Linked DNA regions of Homo sapiens: regions 1 and 3 are each linked to region 2. The links are chromatin contacts, found by Hi-C or POLR2A ChIA-PET in ENCODE. All regions are on one chromosome and are shown on one strand. Each heading gives the region's core, a stretch centred on a gene start or an enhancer-like site at or near the end of the contact. The rest is flanking DNA. Distances are from core to core; before and after follow the strand shown.

Region 1 (3,049 bases), core at 317-2,816, 3.7 Mb after region 2:
TCTCGACCTCAGGTGATCCGCCCGCCTCAGCCTCCCAAAGTGCTGGGATTACAGACGTGAACCACCGCGTCCGGCCCACAAGCTAAATTTTGAAGTATTAGATCCTTTCTTAAACTTTTGCTCTTCGGATTGTCAATGTCAAAGATAGTTTCCAGGGGGACCAAATTGGCCCCAAACTGTTATTAAATAAGCCTTAACTTTTATTGCTGCGCATTTCTTCTGAAATCAATTCTGACTGCTTACGTGGTTAGAAAAATAGTTTCTGCTATTGAATATAAAACTCAAATTATCCATGGCTATGCAATAAACTTCAGAAATAAATGGACAGCAGTGCATTTATGACCCAGGTATAATCTCACATTTTTATGCAAAAATACAGATTAAATAAGGAGAGTGTAATTTTCAGGAAAATGATTATTTATGTGGATACTCACCAGATATGCAGAAATCTTACCAGTTCTGATTTTGACCTGCCATGGAATCTGAAGTCATTCGCCTTTTTTTCCCCCCAGAGGTAAAAAAGTTATCTCTACTTCAAACCATTTCCTTCTTCCTAAATAACTAGTAATTGCTTTTTCATTTACTATGATAACTCAAAAACGTTGTTCAAAAATATCCTGCAAAATTTGCATTATAGAGAAACGACTCTGCAGGCGTCTGTGTCGATAATGAGGCTACACTTAGGAGGCGTGAGGGTACTGACTATGCAAATGAGCGATTTCTCCATTAGGAATTCCCATCCCCAAATCTGGGCCGAAGGAGAGACACCGAGCGCGGCCAGGGACTCACATGGTGCACTGGAGCCAAGGGGTTTCGGGAAGGGCCAGCGCGCGGGTCTCTCTAGAGCCCTCTACTCATGCGTGGGAATTCCAGATTCCTTCCCTGGGAAGGAATCTTCACGTATCTCCCGGCACTGTCCTCAGTGACCTTCAGCCACTCGGCATCACTTTCCCTGTCTTTGAAAACTCCGAGAGAAGCAGCCGCCACCTGCCTCAGGCCAAGGCAATAAACCCACATCACACCGCCAGTCTGAGCCCTGCAGGAAGGGGTGCACAGCGGCCTCCAGAGCGCTTTCTCCCCAGCTCTGTTTCTGCAGGCTCGGCCGCGCGAACGCTGAGGAGGGGATCGGAGGCCCGCAAGGCTCAGACCCCGCGCCCCGCGGGGGTCGCACAGGGGTCGGGCGGGGGAGGGGAGCGGTGGCTGCAGGGCCTCGGCCCTCCCCGGGGGAGGGGCCTGAGCACCGCACCGCCCCCCTCCTCCCTGCGTCTTCTCCCTCCCACCCCCCGCCCTTTTCCACCCGCCCCCGCAGGAGGAAAGGGAGAGGGAGGGGGAAAAGAAAGTGCTGTTTTGTGGAAAGGGGCGGAAGGCGGGGGAGAAAAAGGGAACAGAAACATGGCGGTCAGGTCTTGGGACGGCTGCGCCGCGGGCAGCTCCTAGGCGACGCGCCGCCCGCACTGTCCGACGGCTCACAGCGCGGAGGCACCCGCGCGGGCCAGCGCTCCGGCCATCGCCCCTGGCTGTAGGCGGCGCCCCTCGGAGACCCTGCCCGCGAGGCGGCGCAGGCGCAGACCGGACTGAGGCGGCGGCGGCCGCTGGAGCTAGTCCCCCGCCCTGCCCTGCCGAGCGCGCCCAGTCCGCGAATCCGGTGCTTTCTTGCCCCAGGAAGAAGCCGTGTCGGGGCTGCGCTGACAGAGGAGCAGGCAGCAGGTGAGGCTGCGGCGCGGGGCCTTTGGCGGAGGAAGCCTGCGCCGTGCCCTCGCGGGGCCTGCGCTGCAAGGCTGGGAGGGCGCGGGACAGGTAGAGCCCGGAGGGCTGAGTTCCGAGTGGCTGGCCCGCGGGGGGTCGCCGAGGAGGCGGAGAGTGGCCGCGGCTGGCGTTCGTGGCCTAGTTTCTCCGCGGTTTCCGGGGGCGGGGAGTCCCCGGATCCTGCGGGATGCAGTCGGGGAAAGGCTGCCCCTGAAGAGCCTCCCCGCGTCGCCCGCCGGGCCCATGAGAATCGTTTGCGTACAAGCGCGAGGGGTCTGGGCCCGGGGGACCGCCGGGGCGACGGCCGCTTTGGTGGGGGCCGGGGTGCGGAGGGAGCAGGATCGGGGCTTCCCAGAGGGGGTCGAGGCTGAGAGAGCGGAGAGCTAGAGCCAGGGGTGGCGGGCAGTCTCGAGAGGAGTCGGGGGACTGAGAAGTGTCGGGGACAACGGGGAGGAGGGGGACCTGGGCAGGTGTCTCTGGTGAATTGAAGACATTTCCTTCTCTGTCTTACGGTGGCCGATCCTCAGGGCTTCTTTGTCGGGGATGACTTTCTAGGAGGGCAGTATCCTTTTAACTCTGGAGTGACTAAACACAAAACCAAGGAATGAAGTCCTAAGGCTGACTCCTGTAAAGAGCTGTAACTTTTTCTGTTTTAAGAATGCTGTCACGTCTTTTTTTTTTTCCTCCCCTTTTCTGCTTGATAGACCTTTTCCCTCTCGAAGACCGTCTTTTATCTGCACTAATAAGGAATTACCCAGTTTTTAAATAGTACCGCCTCCTTCTCCCCTTATGTATGTTTGTCACACGGGAAAATTTAGGGTAGTTACCGCGGGTACTTGTGCAAATTTGAGGGAAAGTGTCATTTCCAGTAGTGAACCCTCAGCTGTCTCTTTGTGCCTCCGAGATACTGTCAAGCGTTGTAGCCTGAGAAATTGACCCACTGAGCCTGCTTAATTGTGTGCAAACCCGTGTTGAGGCGTTCTTCCTAGGCCCTAATTTACGTAGGAATAGGTTTTCCCTTCCGGTCTGTGTATAATGAGAGGGGAGAACGTTAGTGCTAAGGCGCTAAGTTCTGGATAAATACTTGATTTGATGTGATAGTGTGTATTACTCTATCAGAAATGCAGAGCGTTGTATGATTTTTCTGTGTACACGCGATAAGAGCAATATTAGTTGCAAAAGGAAGTTTTCATCTTTGAACATTAAAGGTATCCTTTATTCTTGATCACTATAGCATGCAAAAAAGAAACTATATTTTCTGTCCTGTTCTTTGTATTACTGTTAAAGAGTTGGTAAACTGCCG
Region 2 (3,024 bases), core at 133-2,632:
TTTCAAGAATATCCAGTCCTGAATCTGTATTAAACAAGCAAATCCAGAAGGCCTCATCAAGTACAAGGTATTTTTTTTAAAACCCTGTAAATCCAATTTAATCACATACGCACTTCTCTGACATCCAAGTGTTTGTGTGTAATCTGCACAAATTCCATTGATATTTTGTACTTGATCCAAAACTATGGAAATGTCAATGTTTCACTAATTTTTAAACAAAAATTCACTCTTCATTATTTCACCTACAATGGAATATTAACTAGCAACGCATTTAAATATTTCCTAGGAAGAAAATCTGTCCAAGTCTGCCAATAAACCATAGGGAAATACACAGGTATGTAGAAACGTCTGGATTTTCATAATTACACGGGAGATTATTGGGCAAAAAACTAAAATGAAAGGTCAGGTTACAAATGAGACTAAAGCGAGGGAGAGAAAGGACAGAAGAAAAAATAAAGAGACACGGTGGGCAGCAGGCCTCTGGAGAGGAGGGTAGCACTGCTAAGCGCGAGGGCTACAAATCACTTACTCGAGCTGGCCAATGGGGATAACCTTTCATCTTGGCGAAGATGAGGTCTCCAGGTTTGAAATCGCGAGTCATGTTTCGGGGGCGAGACCGGGGGTCCGAAGCCCGGGAGGCGGCGAGGAGATGCGGCGGCGCGGGGATGCGGGCGGCGGACGCGGGCCCAGCTACCGGGCCCGCGGGCGGGGGAGGATGCCTCGGGGCGTCCCGACGCGCCTGCTAGGGAGAGCACCGAGGGCGGTTAAAGCGAAGAACCCCGAAGGGAGGGGCCGCAAGGGGAGGGGGAGGGGAACCGGCGGGTGGGGGTGGGAGAGCGAGGGGACGGCCGCCTCCCGCTCCTCCCCCGCCAGTGCGCTGCCTCCGCGCTGGAGCAGGTCCTCCACCCCGCCACCGAAGAGACGCCACCACCTGAAGCAGGGATGCTGCCCGGCCAGAAATCGCCCGTCTGCCCGCCCCATCTTTCTCCGGGCTTTTTCCACCGAGCTTAAGCCCCAAAAGGGAGGGGGTGCATGGGAGAGAAAAAGGCAGGGATTCCGAGAAGCGAGCGGCCCCCTTCCGCCCACGCAAGGCCTCCCCCGCAACCTGCTGCCCAGCGGCTGCAGCCTCGGCCCCCTCGGCTCCCGGGCGGGCCGCGTCCACTTCCCCGCTACAGCCAGGAGCGACGCCACCGAGGGGGGGGCGGGGCGAGTCCCCGTCGCCCGCTCACCTGCCGGGGCCGCGGGCGCCGACGCTGCGGTTGCTGGCCGGTCGCCTCTACCCGCGTCCACGCAAGCCACCTGCGCCACCAGCTGCCGCAGAGGCGTCTCAACGGCTCGGAATCGCAACCGCGCCGCCGCTGCCGCCGCCGTAGCTGCGCTGCTCCCGCGCGGCTCCCGCTCGGCGCCCGCTAGCACTGGGGCGCGACCAACTGTTTACCGAGAGAGGGGGGATGTTGCAGCACCCGGCGAAGCTGTGTGGCTCCGAAGCGGATTTTCTGGAAACCCTACGTCCCCAAGTTCGCTTTCATGTAACAGGTGCATGCAGATGGAGAGGAAGACGCAAGCGAAGAAGAAAGGACTGGGCGAAAATAGCTCGGCCTGCCGCAAGTTCCCCCTGCGGTTTGCGGAGTGGTCGGGCCCGGCCCGCCCCTGCTGGCTTCTCTGCGTGTGTGTATTTGTATGTGTACTGTATGTAAAAGGCGGGGAGGGAGGAAATGATTGTTGTGGACGCGGTTTTGGGGGCGGGTATCCGGGCCTCTCTCCCTTGGCTGCGTGTTAGGGAGAAAGTGGCAGTAAAGATTCATGTTCTTGTATCGTTTCCAGGGTGGGGAGGTTTGAATGCTGCTTTTGCGCGGTTTGCATCATCCAAAAAAGAGGAGCTGTACGAAAACCCTAAGATGAAATTGGAGCATGCGGCGGTTGCAGGGTGTGCTGCATCTAGGCCTCTTGCACCTCGCTGAATGGGCCTCGTAGTCTCCTTTTCCTTGAAATTGTAGTATGAGAGAGCCCTATTTCATTTCTTTTGCATTTGCATCACCAAGAACTATTAAGAAAAATGCAACCCTACTGAATGCAAAATGCGAAGGGTAGAAAACAATGACAGGAAAACAGAAACCTTTTAGATAGGATGTGAGTTTGGGCCCTAACTAAATTTTAGCTGCATCTAAATTTTATTTCCCTAGTAGAATAGGAGCTGGTAGGTGGTACAATGTGTAAGTGTTACTAAACCTCAAATATTTTCTCTCTTAAAATGCTCTTCAAGGGATTTTAAAGGTTAATTTTTTGATCCTTTAGAGAGGCTGAAAATATTTTTAAAAAGAATGTTAAGACATATAAAAATAAGAATAATAAGACATATATTAGCACCTAGATAATACTGTTTTAAATACGGGACTCAACTGGAAATGAATTAGGAAATTTTTTTTGAATTGGTAAAAATTGAGAATTTTTTGAAAGCGATACAGCATGTCTTTAAAAAGGAATGAAAGAAGACAGTCCCAAAGTAAAATGTCCTGTAAGGAGTTTCGAGAAACTAAGTATACCTGGGCAATATGCAGAGAGTTCCAAGTGGAGCAAAAAGAGAAATTGGCAGAGGAGAAGGAAGGGTTGGTGAAATGTCTTGAAGCTTCTCATTCTGAATATGAATTTAATGTGTGTAGTAGGAAGCTACTATAGGTTGCTCAGCAAGAAGGGGGTAAAAATGATTATTTAACCAGTTCTTGATGTTTCAAGGTAGATGTTAGTAGAAAGAGGCTGGGGGTAACTGGAGTACTCATGAAATGACGCATTTCTCAGTGAGAATGGTGACTAAGAAAAGGGAAGGAAGAGCACAACTAAGTAATTACACAAAGGAATGATTGTCAGGTGTTGGCTATAAATTATGCATAGGAAAAGGTGGAAAAAGATGTATTGAAGAAAAGCTCAAGATACAGAGTAAGAGAGACCAAAGCAGCATCCAGCAATCATTTTTTTGTGTGTATGCACTTTATTTGTTCTAAACCCTGTAAGGCCTTGCTACTTCAA
Region 3 (3,457 bases), core at 891-3,390, 3.6 Mb after region 2:
AGAAGAAAATCCTGTCATCTGCAGCAACATGGATGGGACTGGAGGTCATTATCTTAAGTAAAATAAACCAGGCACGGAAAGACAAATATCACATGTTCTCACATGTGAAAGCAAAAAAAGTGGACCTCATGGAGGTAGGGAGTAGAATGGTGGTTAACACAGTCTAGGAAAGGAAAAGGAGAGAAGGAGGGAGGAAGAGAAGTTGATTAATGGGTACAAATATACAGTTAGATAGAAGGAATAAGTTCTAGTGTTCAATAGTACATAAGTGAAACTATAGTTAAAAATAATTTATTGTGTATTTTAAAATAGCTAGAAAAGAACTGAAATGTTTCCAACACAAAGGAAAGATAAATGTTTGAGATGATGGCTATCCCATTTATCCTGATCTGATCCTTATACATTGTATAAGTGTATCAAAATATCAAAATTTTATATCCCCAAAATATGTACAACTATGAACATAAATAAAACAGGCCAGGCTCGGTGGCTCACATCTGTAATCCCAGCACTTGGAGTGGCCAAGGCGGGGGGATTGCTGGAGGCCAGGAGCTCAAGACCAGCCTGGGCAACATGCCGACCCTAGGCATGGTGCCACGCACCTGTAGTCCCAGCTACTCAGGAGGGTGAAGTGGGAGGATCGCCTGAGCCCAGGAGTTGGAGGCTGCAGTGAGCTGTGATCGCACAACTGCACTCCAGACTGGGCGACAGAGTGGGAGACCCTGTCTCAAAACAAAAAACAATGGCTCATATCTATAATCCCAGCACTTTGGAAGACCGAAGCAGGAGGATTGCTTGAGCCCAGGAATTTTGAGACCAGCCTGGGCAACATGGTTAGCTACTGTCTCTAAAATAATAATACTTTAAAAAAATAGAGGCCGGGCACGGTGGCTCACGCCTGTAATCCCAGCACTTTGGGAGGCCGAGGCAGGTGGATCATGAGCTCAGGAGATCGAGACCATCCTGGCCAACATGGTGAAACCCCGTCTCTACTAAAGATACAAAAATTGGTTGGGCGTGGTGGCAAGTGCCTGTAATCCCAGCTACTCGGGAGGCTGAGGCAGGAGAATCGCTTGAACCAGGGAGTTGGAGGGTGCAGTGAGCCGAGATCGTGCCACTGCACTCCAGCCTGGCAACAGAGGGAGACTCCATATGAAAGAAAAGAATTCCTCTTGGCCTACAGTGGGAATGATTAAATAGAGATACTGGCTAAAGTTGATAAAACAGAAGTGGAAAAAGTAGGGAAGGGGCTTTTACTTTCCATACTTTTCTTAAAAGGGTATTTGTTTTTAATACCCTTCTCCGTTGTTTTATGCTAACTCCAACATGCCTTACTAATTAAAAAATTAAAAATTATAAAATTAAACAACCACCTTCAAAGGCTCCCTTGAGTCCAAAAGGTGTTTTGTACATATGGTTCCCATGCTCTTCCACTACCACCCGCCATCCCTCCCACTACTTCACAGACCACCCCTCCACCACATAGGCAGAGTTAAGCTGCTCCTCCAGTCTTGCACTCTCCCCATCTGCAGACTTTTGCACTCCCCTACAGAGCGCTTCCGGCACTCTTGCATTATTTACTGTCTGTCTCTGCCCCTAGGCTGGCAGCAACTGGGAGTAGGAACTTTGGAGCCAATGCCTGGCACAGAGTAACTGCTCAACCAATTCTGATTAATCAACCTCCGGGGTCTACAAAAGGGGGAGTCCCCCGGCGTCCCCCGGTTCAGGCTCCCTCGCCCCGCCGGCCCCGGCCTCCTTACACTCCGAGGTGCGTGTGCGACACGATCTTTCCGCAGGCAATGGTTGCCGGGCCTGGCTCGAAGCCGAGCGCCTGCAGATACATCCAGAGATGCTCCTTCTCGAAAGCGGTGACCGAGGCCGAGCTCATCCTCGCGGTAGGCACGGTGGCTGCAAAGAAAGAAAGCGCAAGCCCAGGGGACTCGGAGGGCCCTCAAGATCCCTCCCTACGGTCAGCCTGAGGTCGCGGTGGTCCTTCCATTGCCAACGCCTGCTCCTTTCACGCCCAGAGCGATTTCGCCTCAAAGGGCCTCACAACCTCCGGGAAATTGAGTTTCTAACGGTATAGTGCGGCCACCACTGCCTCAGCGAAGCCACCACAAACCGAGACTCCCGCCCTTAAGGAAGAGCAGTGTGCGCCGGCGCCGCCAGGCGTCCGAGGGAGGAGGGACTTCCGGCAAAGACTATATCTCCCGCCATGCAATGCGTCCTTCTCTCCTCCCTTCCGGCCATGCCCAGCCAAGAAACTGCAAGACCCACCGGGCATTGCGCGGCCAGCGACTTGCTCTGCGCTTGCTTAACCGCTGTCGTGCCCAGATCCTCGGGCCTTCGGGTTTCTGATTCTTGGTTAGTGGGGTCCATTTGCTTGTGTATCCTAGTTGTTACGTCACAAAAAAGCCATAAATGGAGCACTATGCCTCGGTGTAGAGTTAAAGCATTGGTTCCATCCTCCGCTATGCTCACTGTGACTCTAATCAAGTCACGTAATCTCTGAGCCTCATTTCTGTCGTTAGCGAAATCTATGTCCTCAAATGCCGGATGTTCCTTTTCCTGCTTTAAATGAAATCTGGCTCTATACTCCCCTGCAGTCCTGCAGTCTTTTTTTTTTTTTTTTTTTTTTTTGAGACGGGGTTTCGCTCTTGTTGCTCAAGTTGGGGTGCAGTGACGCGATTTCGGCTCACTGCAACCTCCGCCTCCCGGGTTCAAGCGATTCTCCTGCCTCAGCCTCCCGAGTAGCTGGGATTAACAGGTGTCCGCCACCACGCCCGGCTAATTTTTTTGTATTTTTAATGGAGACGGGGTTTCACCATGTTGGCTGGCTGGTCTCGAACTCCTGACCTCAGGTTATCTGCCGGTCTTGGCCTCCCAAAGTGCTGGGATTACAGGCGTGAGCCACTGCGCCTGGCCGCCTGCAGTCCTCTTAATTTTTTTTTTTTTTTTTTTTTTTTTTTTGAGACGGAGTCTAGCTCTGTCTCCCAGGCTGGAGTGCAGTGGCGCAATCTCGGCTCACTGCAAGCTCCGCCTCCCAGGTTCACGCCATTCTCCTGCCTCAGCCTCCCGAGTAGCTGGGACTACAGGCTCCCACCACCACGCCGGGCTAATTTTTTGTATTTTTAGTAGAGACGGGGTTTCACCCTGTTAGCCAGGATGGTCTCGATCTCCTGACCTCGTGATCCGCCCTCCTCGGCCTCCCGAAGTGCTGGGATTATAGGCGTGAGCCACCGCACCCGGCCCGTCGTCTTAATTGACAGCTGTTGCCTACCACAAACCCCACTGACAACAGGGCCTGGAAGTGGATTGGGTAACCTGCTTTTAAGTCTCATTGCTACCTCTGGCAATGATTGTCTCCTGCCTCACTAAAATCACCTTAATAAAAGAGAGAGAGGCGGGGCACAGTGGCTCACGCCTATAATCCCAGCACTTTGGGAGGCCAAGGTGG

The links. Hi-C counts contacts between places; a loop is a spot of excess contacts on that map. ChIA-PET counts read pairs that join two places held with the same protein, here RNA polymerase II (POLR2A). Pooled maps may share reads with other maps.
Region 1: a pooled map shows a loop between it and region 2 (9-fold over the local background). The contact joins the promoter of DENND4C here to the promoter of PSIP1 in region 2. A Hi-C loop is called at or near these places in 1 of 37 single-sample maps with no recorded cell type and 6 of 50 pooled maps. POLR2A ChIA-PET finds 5 or more read pairs at or near these places in 2 of 52 experiments (B cell and activated T-cell).
Region 3: a loop to region 2 is called in a pooled map, with 31 times the contacts of the local background. The contact joins the promoter of HAUS6 here to the promoter of PSIP1 in region 2. A Hi-C loop is called at or near these places in 6 of 50 pooled maps.

What each region holds. Positions count from the first base shown.
Region 1 is chr9:19,229,127-19,232,175 of GRCh38, forward strand. It overlaps DENND4C (DENN domain containing 4C), which reads left to right and starts at 1,567. Exons shown (of 33, transcript NM_001330640.2): 1 at 1,567-1,707. RefSeq lists enhancers at 725-974, 1,359-1,865, 1,866-2,371 and silencers at 1,005-1,304, 1,385-1,754, 1,975-2,114.
Region 2 is chr9:15,509,588-15,512,611 of GRCh38, forward strand. It overlaps PSIP1 (PC4 and SRSF1 interacting protein 1), which reads right to left and starts at 1,383. Exons shown (of 16, transcript NM_033222.5): 1 at 1,230-1,383; 2 at 530-742. The coding sequence starts at 601. RefSeq lists enhancers at 496-1,449, 1,450-2,402 and silencers at 509-708, 809-858, 989-1,048, 1,059-1,268, 1,289-1,368.
Region 3 is chr9:19,100,764-19,104,220 of GRCh38, forward strand. HAUS6 (HAUS augmin like complex subunit 6) reads right to left here and starts at 2,141. Exons shown (of 17, transcript NM_017645.5): 1 at 1,761-2,141. The coding sequence starts at 1,888. RefSeq lists an enhancer at 1,820-2,383.